2 separate regions of the Homo sapiens genome follow, and region 2 is linked to region 1. Evidence: chromatin contacts called from ENCODE Hi-C or POLR2A ChIA-PET data. All regions are on one chromosome and are shown on one strand. Each heading gives the region's core, a stretch centred on a gene start or an enhancer-like site at or near the end of the contact. The rest is flanking DNA. Distances are from core to core; before and after follow the strand shown.

What was found. A loop is a pair of places that touch in the nucleus more often than their neighbours do. ChIA-PET counts read pairs that join two places held with the same protein, here RNA polymerase II (POLR2A). Pooled maps may share reads with other maps.
Region 2: a map of heart left ventricle shows a loop between it and region 1 (2.5-fold over the local background). The contact joins two enhancer-like sites. A Hi-C loop is called at or near these places in 7 of 168 maps with a recorded cell type or tissue (B cell, CD4-positive, alpha-beta T cell, CD8-positive, alpha-beta T cell and 4 more) and 8 of 50 pooled maps. POLR2A ChIA-PET finds 5 or more read pairs at or near these places in 10 of 52 experiments (BJ, CD4-positive, alpha-beta memory T cell, MCF 10A and 7 more).

Annotation. Positions count from the first base shown.
Region 1 is chr3:152,400,636-152,406,344 of GRCh38, reverse strand. All of the region lies in intron 2 of MBNL1 (muscleblind like splicing regulator 1), which reads right to left. Among named protein-coding and RNA genes, the nearest start is that of MBNL1-AS1, 130 kb to the right of the region's middle. Within about 2 kb of position 3,149, at least 20 of the 41 ENCODE cell types and tissues checked have a DNase peak (open chromatin) inside an H3K27ac peak, as active enhancers do; they include natural killer cell, where a contact is called at or near this core.
Region 2 is chr3:152,440,746-152,446,454 of GRCh38, reverse strand. It overlaps MBNL1 (muscleblind like splicing regulator 1), which reads right to left. Exons shown (of 10, transcript NM_021038.5): 5 at 916-1,173. Among named protein-coding and RNA genes, the nearest start is that of MBNL1-AS1, 170 kb to the right of the region's middle. Within about 2 kb of position 3,179, at least 5 of the 41 ENCODE cell types and tissues checked have a DNase peak (open chromatin) inside an H3K27ac peak, as active enhancers do; they include natural killer cell, where a contact is called at or near this core.

The DNA of each region.
Region 1 (5,709 bases), core at 1,900-4,399:
AGAGTGGGCCTATAAGGCTCTTCTATTTAGAGTTGCTTGTGATGGGATGCTGTAAAAAGAAAGTCTCACTTTTTTTTCATACCTATGGCCTCCTCTATCCCAGAGAATCTTAGAAAAGTGTATCACCACTGCTGAGGTTAATGCTATGCAGGGCTTAACTGCACCTATTGTCTGCCACTATTCCATAGTCTTCATAGGCTCCAAAGACAGATCTGACCACCATCCCTGAGCCAAACCAGAGTCTCTATGACCTTGTGAAAGCCCAGTGACATTTGGTAGGTGCCAGCATCATTGAACACTCCAACATTTGTTGGCTGCTTTTTTTATAGCATCATGAAACTGGAAATGGCAGATCACTATGTTTCTATTATTTTTAAATTGCTTCATTATTTTTTCAGTACAGCAACAATCAGATTTCTAAACTGTTTGTAGCTGAAATACTTCTGAAGTTTTATGACATCCAAATCAGACACTTTTCAATCTTGGCTAATAGTTAAAAGCCCTAACATTTACATAATAAATGTTAGCGCTCTATGTGTAGAGCATGCCTTTCAGTGGAGAAACACAAAATGTGTTATAAATATTTATCCAATTTATCATTGTACCATTACTAGGTGGATTTACAGTATGACTGTCTCTATTAAATTTCTAGAGCTTTCCTGGGGATAAAACAGAGGTAAACTTCTTAAGTCAAATGCATCCAATTTTTCTTCTAACAATCTCTTGAAAGACTTATTTAAGCAGTTCTTTACAGACTGCTTAAACATAGTTTAAGACTAGTTCCTAGTACATTTACAAAGCAAAAATGCTCCAACTTTAAATCTCTCCTTCCCTTCAGGAAGTACTGACTAAAAACCAAAAGGTATATTTTTATTATAACACAGGAATAATAAAACTTACATAGTGCTTCCTATATTCCAGGTACTGTTTTCAAAACTTTACCAATGTTAATTCCCTTAATCCTCTCTCAGTATTACTGGGAAGGGTTGTTTGTAACATTTCAGTTTTTCTGAATACTTAAGTACGACAAAACAAGTGACTGAACCCAGGCAGTTTAACTACAAACTAGGTGCTCCTAATCATTACTGTAGGGATATGTATTTGTACCAAGTGTATCCCACTTGATCATCTGTAAGTTGTTTTGCTTTTGTTTAATCATTGACTGCTAATACTAGAAACAGATGACTCTAGGTCAGAACCAAATGGAAGTCTTCAACCCTTTTGAGTTCTGCAAAGGAGAAGATATTTCATAATGTAAGCAACTGAATTTGGAGAAGACTAATCCACATAGCATTTCCAAAGTGTAATGGGAAAAATTTAGATGCTTTTGTAAATTTCAATTTACTTGTCATTTTTTTTTCCTCAGAGGAACCTGTCTTACAGTATCAACAATATTTTTAAGAAATGGAACACCAAAGAAGTTAAAATATTGCTTCATATTATCTACTTCAATAAGAAACCTAGTGAAGCAAGAGGTTCTTGGATTATCTATATATTTCACTGACATGCCTCTTCAATTTGGATATAACACAAATAATGAAAAATTAATTATATATAGTTATATATTATATTTAGATATAAAATAATTTAAAAACTATTATATAATGAAAAAGTTATATATCTTTGTGTGTGTATATATACATACATATATATGTAAACATACATACAAACACATAAAATTAAAGATATAAAGTTAGACAGTAATATAGGATGGTATGTTTTAAGGGGCAAGTCTTTATTGAGAAATATAAAAGTAACTAAAGGAAATCAGAGAGGAAAAACATTTTGGTTAAGTCAGCTTGAGAATAATAACATCATTACTTAGTATTTATATGAGGCATTTGTTGTATTTGTACCTGCTAGATCCCACATATCCCTACAAATAAAGTAAAGTATCTCTAAAGTGATAACACTTATTCAGTCATGATAAATTTCAAAGTATAATATTATGTAATATGTTTCCAACAACCTATGTCAATATTTCCACTGTAACTCTTCCATTGAAGTCTACTCAGCCTTCTAGATGGGACAGCATATATTATGCATATAATTAGTGCTTAAATAATTTTCTAAACTGTAGCAGATGTGTAAAATTTTGGCTGCCATTTACATGCAGAAATTAGTATATATTACACTGCTCTGCATTGTCTTTGCCAAATACAAAGACCCTTTCTTTTTCCCAATTTTTCATTGGCACTCCTTTCTAAATCTGTGAGATTCCCTAACTGAAAAACAAATACTGTCAATTTCTGACCTCACAAATTCTGCCTCAAGTCCAGCCATTAAATGCTACTGCTTCACATAAACAATGACAGAGCACGAAGAAAAGGTGAGGCAATAAAGGTTCTCACCACTGCTGACCACAGTCTCCTTCAGACAGATCAACTTTGTACTTGAACAAAATGTGCTCAATGACACTGGCTCTGTCCCCATGGAGAAAACACTCCCCTCCCTGCCCCACCCCCCTGCCTATGACCATTTGCTAAAATTGTGCACTGCCATCAGCTCTCCCAGACTTGAGGCAGCAGCGAGGGGAAAGACAAATTGGCTCATGAGCCCAGAACATGTTTCTATTGGATGGACTGCAACAGCATAAGCAGTAAGGGTAAAGAAAATCTCTTGAGGCAAAAAAAAGCAGTATCACAACACAGGTTATCTGAGCCTGTCTCCTCCTCTGCACTCCACCCCCATACCTAGAGAATTCCACTGGTTTTCTAGGGCAGTTCCCCAAATAGCTAAAGTAACACTCAACAAACTACCTAAAAATTACCACTGAGAATAAAATAGAAAAGTCTCAGAATTTTTAGAATCATTTCATATACAGTATGTGTCTAGTATCCTTGAATAGTTTTTCAGAAAAAGATCCATATTAACAATAAACATACAAATAAAAATAGATGACAACTATAAACTATGGAACTTGTACCAAGTATCTACAGATGAGTCTATATAGCAAAAGGGTATTGAAGCCATCACGTTAAGCATAGATACTTGAAAGAGCTTAGTCATCACAAGGTGCTCTGTTCTAAATGGCAATCAGAAGCTGTAGTGCATATTCTTAAGTGCTTAGTTAAGATGAAAAGTATGGAGATGTTGGGCCTCACAGGAGCGTCAGCCATGGCAACACAGTTTTTTTTTTAACAAACCAGAATGTGAACGTGAGAGGGGAAAGCACAGAAGGTTGTCACACGATTTTTTTTTTTTTCTTGCTATCACACCAACAACATTTAGGCTGAAAGCCTGGATCTGCTAAACACTCTGCTCGGGTGCATTAAGTGAGTAAAGGAATATATCTGTGATTTCTACACTCTCTACCTGTGCTGAAAACAGGTGGCTTTTATTAGAAATAGTTGTTGTATCTTCCTTTGTATTTTGTACATGTTCCTCTCCTAATACTGGGCACTGTTTACACATCTTCCTTCCCTGGTGACAGCCTCCAGAAGGAGGCTCATGCCCACAGTCTATATCAGGCCAAGAAAACCCCATAAGTGTTTACCAAGTGAATGAGTCCTGACTATATTTCAGAATATAGGATATTCTGTCCAATAAAACAGCTCTCAAACATTCCTTTTGCATCTCTTTCAGGGTCCATAAACTGACATACTATAGCCCCATTTTTTTCTTCATTCAAATATATTTTTCTCTCCTCTAGTCTTCTACCATTTCCTCCTTTTCTCAGTTAACTGCTTACTACTGTTATCCAAGTACAAATTTGTGGCTCTGCTCCCACCTAAGTAAACAATATGGTCACCTGTTAGAGGTATCTGTATCCTAAGCTTGTAAGCTTCTCATATACACAAGCCTTAGAGACAAGCACAGAGAAACAGTCCCAGGAGTTGACATGGAAAGAGCAATACAGTCCCAGCTCAATGGTTAAAAATCACATGAAGTGAAATCAGAAAGTTGCTTGTTCAAATCCCAACTTTGATATTTATGAACAGTGAGACTTTGGGTTAATTATTAAACCTCATTGAATTGTAACCTCCTCTTCTATGAAAATGAGGATAAGAATACCAGGCTAGGGATAACGTGAATATTAAATGGGGGAATATATACAGGGGCCTCAATTATGGTCTGGTACTCAGAAAAGGAAAATGACCAGGCTGCTCTCACTCTCCTAGCACGTTCTTTACCTTGCAACCCCTGGTTCCCATCACTCAGGTCAATTTCTCCAGAGATGCTTGAAAGCATCCTTTTCTCCTGTTCCTTCAACATTTCCTTTGTCAGAGTTTGCCAGCTCACCATCAAGTTAAAACCTCCTTTAATGAACTAACCCAACAAAGCCTCTAGTAAATCTTTTTTTTTTTTTTTTTGAGACAGAGTCTTGCTCTGTCACCCAGGCTGGAGTGCAGTGGCGCGATCTCGGCTCACTGCAAGCTCTGCCTCCCAGGTTCACGCCATTCTCCTGCCTCAGCCTCCCGAGTAGGTGGGACTACAGGTGCCTGCCACAACACACGGCTGATTTTTTTTGTATTTTTAGTAGAGACGGGGTTTCACCAGGATGTGTTAGCCAGGATGGTCTCGATCTCTTGACCTCGTGATCTGCCCACCTCAGCCTCCCAAAGTGCTGGGATTACAGGCGTGAGCCACCACGTCCAGCCGCAAATCTCCTTTAATGAATTAACCCAAACGAAGCCTCTTTCACTGGACTATAGTATAGTTTAGTGCAATGAAAGAACACATATCCAGGAACCAATGAGACCTGTGTTCATTGCAGCTCTCTCACCCGCTAGCTACATGACCTTATGCAGGTACTCAAAACTCCCTGCCCAAGCCGTACCTTCACTTGGGAAATTGTGTTCAAGAAACAGTAGCTCCTAGAGTAGCTGTGACAAAGCTTTCCTCAGGCCAAAGTAAGAATCAACTCATGTTCATTTCACTTACCATTAAGAAACTGGGCATCTGTTTTTAAAAGGAGTTGATATTAAAAGTAAATCATTTTAATAGGTTAAATTTGATTATGAGAAGTGACCCTTTTCAAATGTCACTTACTAAAGAAGTTTTCTTTCACTTTCCCTCCCTTCTTTTCTTGCCAAGTAGAATAAACTCACAGTAGTGAATTCAGCACCTCCCAAGCTATATTATAGATAATTTCTACAAGTCTGTCTACTGTTCTTGATTAGGAATTATATATTTTGGCAACCTAAGCATTTCAAATAAATGTTTGTAGAATGAATAAGAGACAGAAGGGCATTTCTGGGTGTCCAGCTATCACATCACTTGACAATACTGTAAAGCTTAGTCACTGGTCCTTGACCATGACTGTATATTATAAATAAAAAATTCCTACATCCAGCCTCCACTCCCAGAAATTCTTATTTAGATAGTTTTGGCTGGGTCCCAGGCATAAGTGTATTTTAAAGGCTCCCCAGATGATTCTAATGATGGCTACTCTGAAGACCACAGGTTGGTTTACATATACTAATACACATTCTCATTTACCAATCAACCACAACCTTTTCCAGAGTTTTTTTAAACTCTGTTTTTGCCAGTGACTTCAAGATAACTGCTAATGTTATCTGACTGTTAGTTAACTGATACTTCTATTTTTAAATTATCCATTTTCCAAATAGTTCATTTCATATACACTGGGGAAAAGGGCACTCAAGTGCAATGGATGGCATAAAAAGCTACTGTCCTTTGTTCCCTTGGGCATATAATCCTGGACAGGGTCTCAAGACCAGCAACACCTGCATAATCACAGGGTTA
Region 2 (5,709 bases), core at 1,930-4,429, 40 kb before region 1:
ATACTCTAACAGAAAAAAAAAAGAGTGAAAGGAAGAGAGGAGGAGAGAGTCTGCCTTCTGTATTTTTGCTCAAGTATCCATAAACACAGAAAAGATCTCTCTCGTGATTATTTCACTGTGTTATGAAATACTACACAGTGACTTTTAAAATGAGTATTTCATTGATTTAAGTCATATATTTATGTAAAAAAATGACAACATTAAAACAGGTAAGCAAAGAACAAAGAATGGGCTCATTAAAATCAGCTACTAGATCACATTAAAATTTACCTTGAGAATATAGTTTAGTAGCTATTCTTAATGATCCAATTTCTAACTCCTTGAGTACTGCTGTCTCTCTCCTGTCTATATAATGGCATAGTCAAGCTTCTCTAGTGTTACTATTATGTTTATGCCACAATATTATTTCAGACAATCTAGATAGTATACTACTCAAAATCCTGTAGCTAATTCTAAGAACAATTTTGTTGAACAATTCTCCTAAATAGTTCCAGATCATGTTATTGTTAAAAGCAAGATATATGTAAAGAAGAGCCTTGATGTGCAAAAGAACACACCAAAGGAAAACAATGGCTGATTAGATGGCACACAGAAATAAGAAGACTGAAAATGGCAATATCGTTAAGTTGAAAAGGAGACAGGTGGTTCTTTACAAAGCAGAGATTTCAGAAACCCTACATCCACAATAAGACAGATTAAGAGTTAGGCCAAGAGTAGGAGCAATCTGAACCATTTGAGGAGTTACCCTCACTTCTGTGAAAGTAACTTCTTTATATATTGTCTGGGATACCTGAACAAACATATCTTCAGCAATTTTTTTAAAAAGGTTACTAAATGAATAGCTTGTAGTCAGATATAGTTGCTCACTTTGCTTTTCTGACTGCTAACAAGGAGAGAGCTGATATCTCTACTCACCATGGCAGCTGCGGTGGCTGCAGCCTGTGCAGCTGCAGCCTGGTTGACCTGGTATTGGGCAGCCTTGATCTTGGCTTGCAAATGTGCAGGGGGATGAAAGTATTTGCACTTTTCCCGAGAGCATCTCCCTTTGATGTAATCCATACACACAGTGACTGTGTTGTCATTGGTGTCAATCATTGTGCTGTCAGCAGGATGAGCAAACCGACAATCATTTTCTCCTCGGTTGCAATTGCCACGTTGGTACTCTCGACATACCTATGAGGTCATTAAGTACATGAGGTTTAGTCAACATGAAGAAGAAGAAGCTTTCTGAAGATTTTAACTTAAAGTGCAAGACTGGTGACAGAAGGCTATAGATGAAAAGGGAAAATGATTTTCAAACAAGGCAACAAGTAACTTCAGCATTTCCTAGTTTAGTTACAAATTATAACTCCATTTCAGTATAAATGTCCATAAGAAAATGCATGTATAATGTTAATTATGGTAAAAATACAATCTGAAATGGTGTTGATAAACTTATTAATTGCAAAGGGAAAAATAATAACTTCACAGTAAAGAAACATGGAAAACATCACTTTAACCAAGTGATCAAAATTAATATCACCAATAATGAGACATAATGATGTTGTGTATCTATTGATATGATACAATGAGAAGGGCACACAATCACAGTAGAGGTAGTACTGCCTGAATTTAATCAAGATGAAACATCAGATGAAGTGAATGGAAAGATATTTTACTAATAACCGACTAGTACTCTCCCAAAGTGTCAAGGTCATGCAAGACAGACTGAGATATTATCACAAGCTGGAGGATCCTGGAGTCACAGAAAGAATATTGGGAGGACAATTGGTAAAATTTGATTAAAGTCTGTAGATTGGTTAAACAGCAGCATATCTATGTTAATTTTTCTGGTCTTAAGAGGGATTCTACAGTTATGTAAGATATTAATATTTAGATCAGTAAAGCGTAGACAGAAACTCTTGGGTCCATTTTTGCAACTTTCGTGTAAATATAAAATTATTTCCAAGTGAAAAATATACAAAATCAAATTTGATAGCTTTTTATGAAAATGTTTCCAGGAGTTATTTTTTTGATCTTTAGAGATTCACTTGGTAGCTATATAAAGCAGTAAAAAAAGATTGGTTTTGTTATGTCTGTTTGTTTTATATTTGCTAATTCTGTTAATTTTGCCACGGAGATCTTAGGGAAAAGGCGAGAACATTATTTCTCATTCATCTGCGCAATTTTGACTCTTACTATTTAAAAGCAGTCTTCATTCAGGATACTTTGACCCTTTTACCACAAGAGGGCCATCTAAAACACAGAATGTCCTTTTAATATTTTCGTGCTCTTACTTCAAGCTTCAAGGAAACAGTTTTTAATTGTTCAAGTATCTTTTCACAAATAGCAAACGCAGATACTAAGCACTTTATTTTGAAGTTAAGCAAGAAAGAAAAACTGTAACCCTACTACGACTTAGGAAGCAAAGGTTTTCTTGGATTTGTATAAATACAATGATTGCATTTAAATCTGGGTGTTTTCCCACATTATATTCATATCCTATTATTGAGGAAAGTGTTTCTTAAAGAAGGAGATACTATAATCTGTATCATGCTACATCTTAAAAAAGAGCATTATAAATGATATCTTGCACTACTTGGAAACCTCAACCTAGCTAAAGTTTTGTGTTCCAAATACATACAATGAGCCAGTGTCATTCACCACTACACTCAGTTATTAAGATCACAAAAATGACTTAAAAAGTTATTCAAGATTCTGGTTTTTTATTAGCATATTTATCTTATTGAACATAAGAAAAAAAGTATTACCAAGATTTATAACTTAAAAGCAAAAAATGATCAAGCTGTTACCGAGAATAATTATCCTCCTCTCTGGCTGAACATTAGCATCAGCTATGGAGCTTGCTAAAACAGTACCCAGTACCTAATCAAAATTTATTGTATGTGAGGCTCATCACTATACTCAGGAAGAGTGATGTGCCTACATTAAATAATGATAAAAAGTTGTGTGTGTGTGTGTGTGTGTGTATGCTAAATATATACTACTGCATAAACGAAAGGGCTACTTTTCTGTTTAAGCAAGTCTATGTCAATGTAGGCATCACCAAACAGGAAACTTGCAGAAGGTCTATAAGTGATCTCTCTCAGCTGCTATTTGCTCCCTCAGTAATTCCTGCTTTCTTGAATATGCTCAAAATGAATTGGCAGCAGGGAACTAATACTCTACTTTTCCAATTTAGGTTACTCTTTGCCGCATTAACAAGAAAGAAGACTTGAATTTATTTAGGTTCTGTGTGTATGTATTTGCATGTGTGTGTGTGTGGGGGGGGGGGTTTCTACAGGTTAAGGATTGGTTTATTATAATTTCATGTTCTTTACTCTCCTGTGGAACATTTAGAAAGAATTCTAAAAATATTTAAGCAGACTTAATAACTAAGAATTAGCTCAGAATGTGTCATAAAACCAACCTTTTCTGAGGTTAAAAAAAACTTAGTCAACTGCTTTTGCATAATATGCATGTTTGACTCTTTCATATTTTTATTTTTTTTTACAGCTTACGGTTTCTCCTAAGAAATAGGACAGAAACATACTGTAATAGCTACTCTCACATTATTCTTGCTTGTGAAAAAATAAGGAAGAGAAAATCTCTTGTGAAAACTTGTACTGGTGAGAGTTACAGGCCAGTGGGACTGGAAATTTACCAAGCATTAGATATGCATCTGAATAGTGGGGTACCTATGGGAACATGAACTTCCCAAACCTTCTAAAACACATTTTCCCTAATAGACATCATCAATAAAATGGGATCTATCCCTTGGTTGCTCAATATGAGTTTGATCTGGTTTCTCTGATAAACTCAAGGACACTTTAGACTATGCTGATACCCAAAATAAATCTCTTAGACATACTATTACATTAGTAAATTATAACTGACAACATTTCACAAATTTAATCTCATAATTAAAAACAGGATAAGAAATTATAACATTTATCATACAGAGAATTTGAAACAGAATATAAAATTAAATCTGAAAATTCTAACAACACTGTGGTTCATTTTTCTCTTCTCATCCAGTCTTCTGTATGTATGCACACATTTTTAAAAATAATTGTAATTATAGTATAGCTATTATTTGGTGATCTTTTATGCTCAACAATGCAGCATAAGCATTTCTCATTTTGCTAAATAATTTCCAGAGTGAATACTTTTGATGGCTGCATCAAATTTCATCAAATAGTGTACATAATACAGGTAACTCTTTTGGAGGATATCTAGATAATTTCCAGTATTTCCATATTACAAGTAATATTCCAAGAATATATCCATGACTATAGGCATTTTTCATTATTTTTGGCAGATAAATGTACAGATTTATTGGTATATGTGTATGTACTGGGTCAACACATAAAAATATTTTCTGACTGGGCGCGGTGGCTCAAGCTGGTAATCCCAGTACTTTGGGAGGCTGAGGTGGGTGGATCACTTGAGGACAGGAGTTCGAGACCAGCCTGGCCAACATGGTGAAACCTCATCTCCACTAAAAATACAAAAATTAGCTGGGCATGGTGGCAGGCGCCTGTAATCCTAGCTACTCAGGAGGCTGAGGCACGAGAATTGCTTGAACCTGGGAAGTGGAGGTCGCAGTGAGCCAAGATCGTGCCACTGCACTCCAGCCTGGGCAACAGAGCAAGACTCTGTCACAAAAGAAAAAAAATATTGTTTGATAAATGGTTTTCAAACCTGCATTAAAACAATAAGATCTATTTAGCTACACATATAATGTGATTCAACATGAGCCTTTTACTTTACAAATACTAAGGCAAGATTTGACAATGAAGATATTCACTGAAAACATTTAAGTTCTATTTCCAGAAAAACATCTATGGAATAATTATAAACTTTAAATAATCAAAAGAAAACATAATCAGGAAAATTTCCCAAGAAAATGTAAATTAATTCTAAATAAACCTTCTTTTGTTAACTAAATAGCAATAATATAGCGGACAGACAATAGGGTTTGGAGTCAAAAATTGTGAGTTCCAGTTCCTATCACTTTACTAGCTAAGGAATCTTCACAATGAAAACACTATTAACATCTATTTAAAAGGTCATGAATACTGAATAAAATAATGCATAGCTTACAACACACCATACAAATCTGGATAATATGAATAATCCTGTCATTTGATCTCTAATTTTTTAATACATGAAAAACTATATTTCAAAATGGTCAAAATAACGTAAGTTTTATAAGTAGTATTAAACTCAGCAATGCTCTCAAGTTAAAGCACTGGGATTCTAAGGAGATTAATGTCAATATTTGAATTTATTCAAAAGTGGAGGGTCATTTGCATATTCTTTAAGGAGATATCCCTTTGAGGTAATATGTTTTGTGTTCACCATATTTGTATAATTAACTCAGTCATCTTGGAGAATAACAATCAAAAGCAGGAACAGAAAGCTAATTATAACAAGAAACAGGGACTTTGTCCATTTTAACATTTTGAGAAGTCAATTTAATAGTTAATGGCCAATATTAAGAAACGTATTCAAAGACATATAGCTACATGTTCACCAATAAGCAGCATGGACTTCACTTTCTATTAAGCTGGAACTAACAAGCTAAATTTTTCTAAGTATTACTTTAAAAAGTAATCCTAGATAATCACTTTGATCAATCACTTTGATCAAAGTGTCCACAGCATCGCTGATCATGAGTTTATAATTTAATGTAAAGAAATTATCTCTATTTTCATTTAAAAAGGA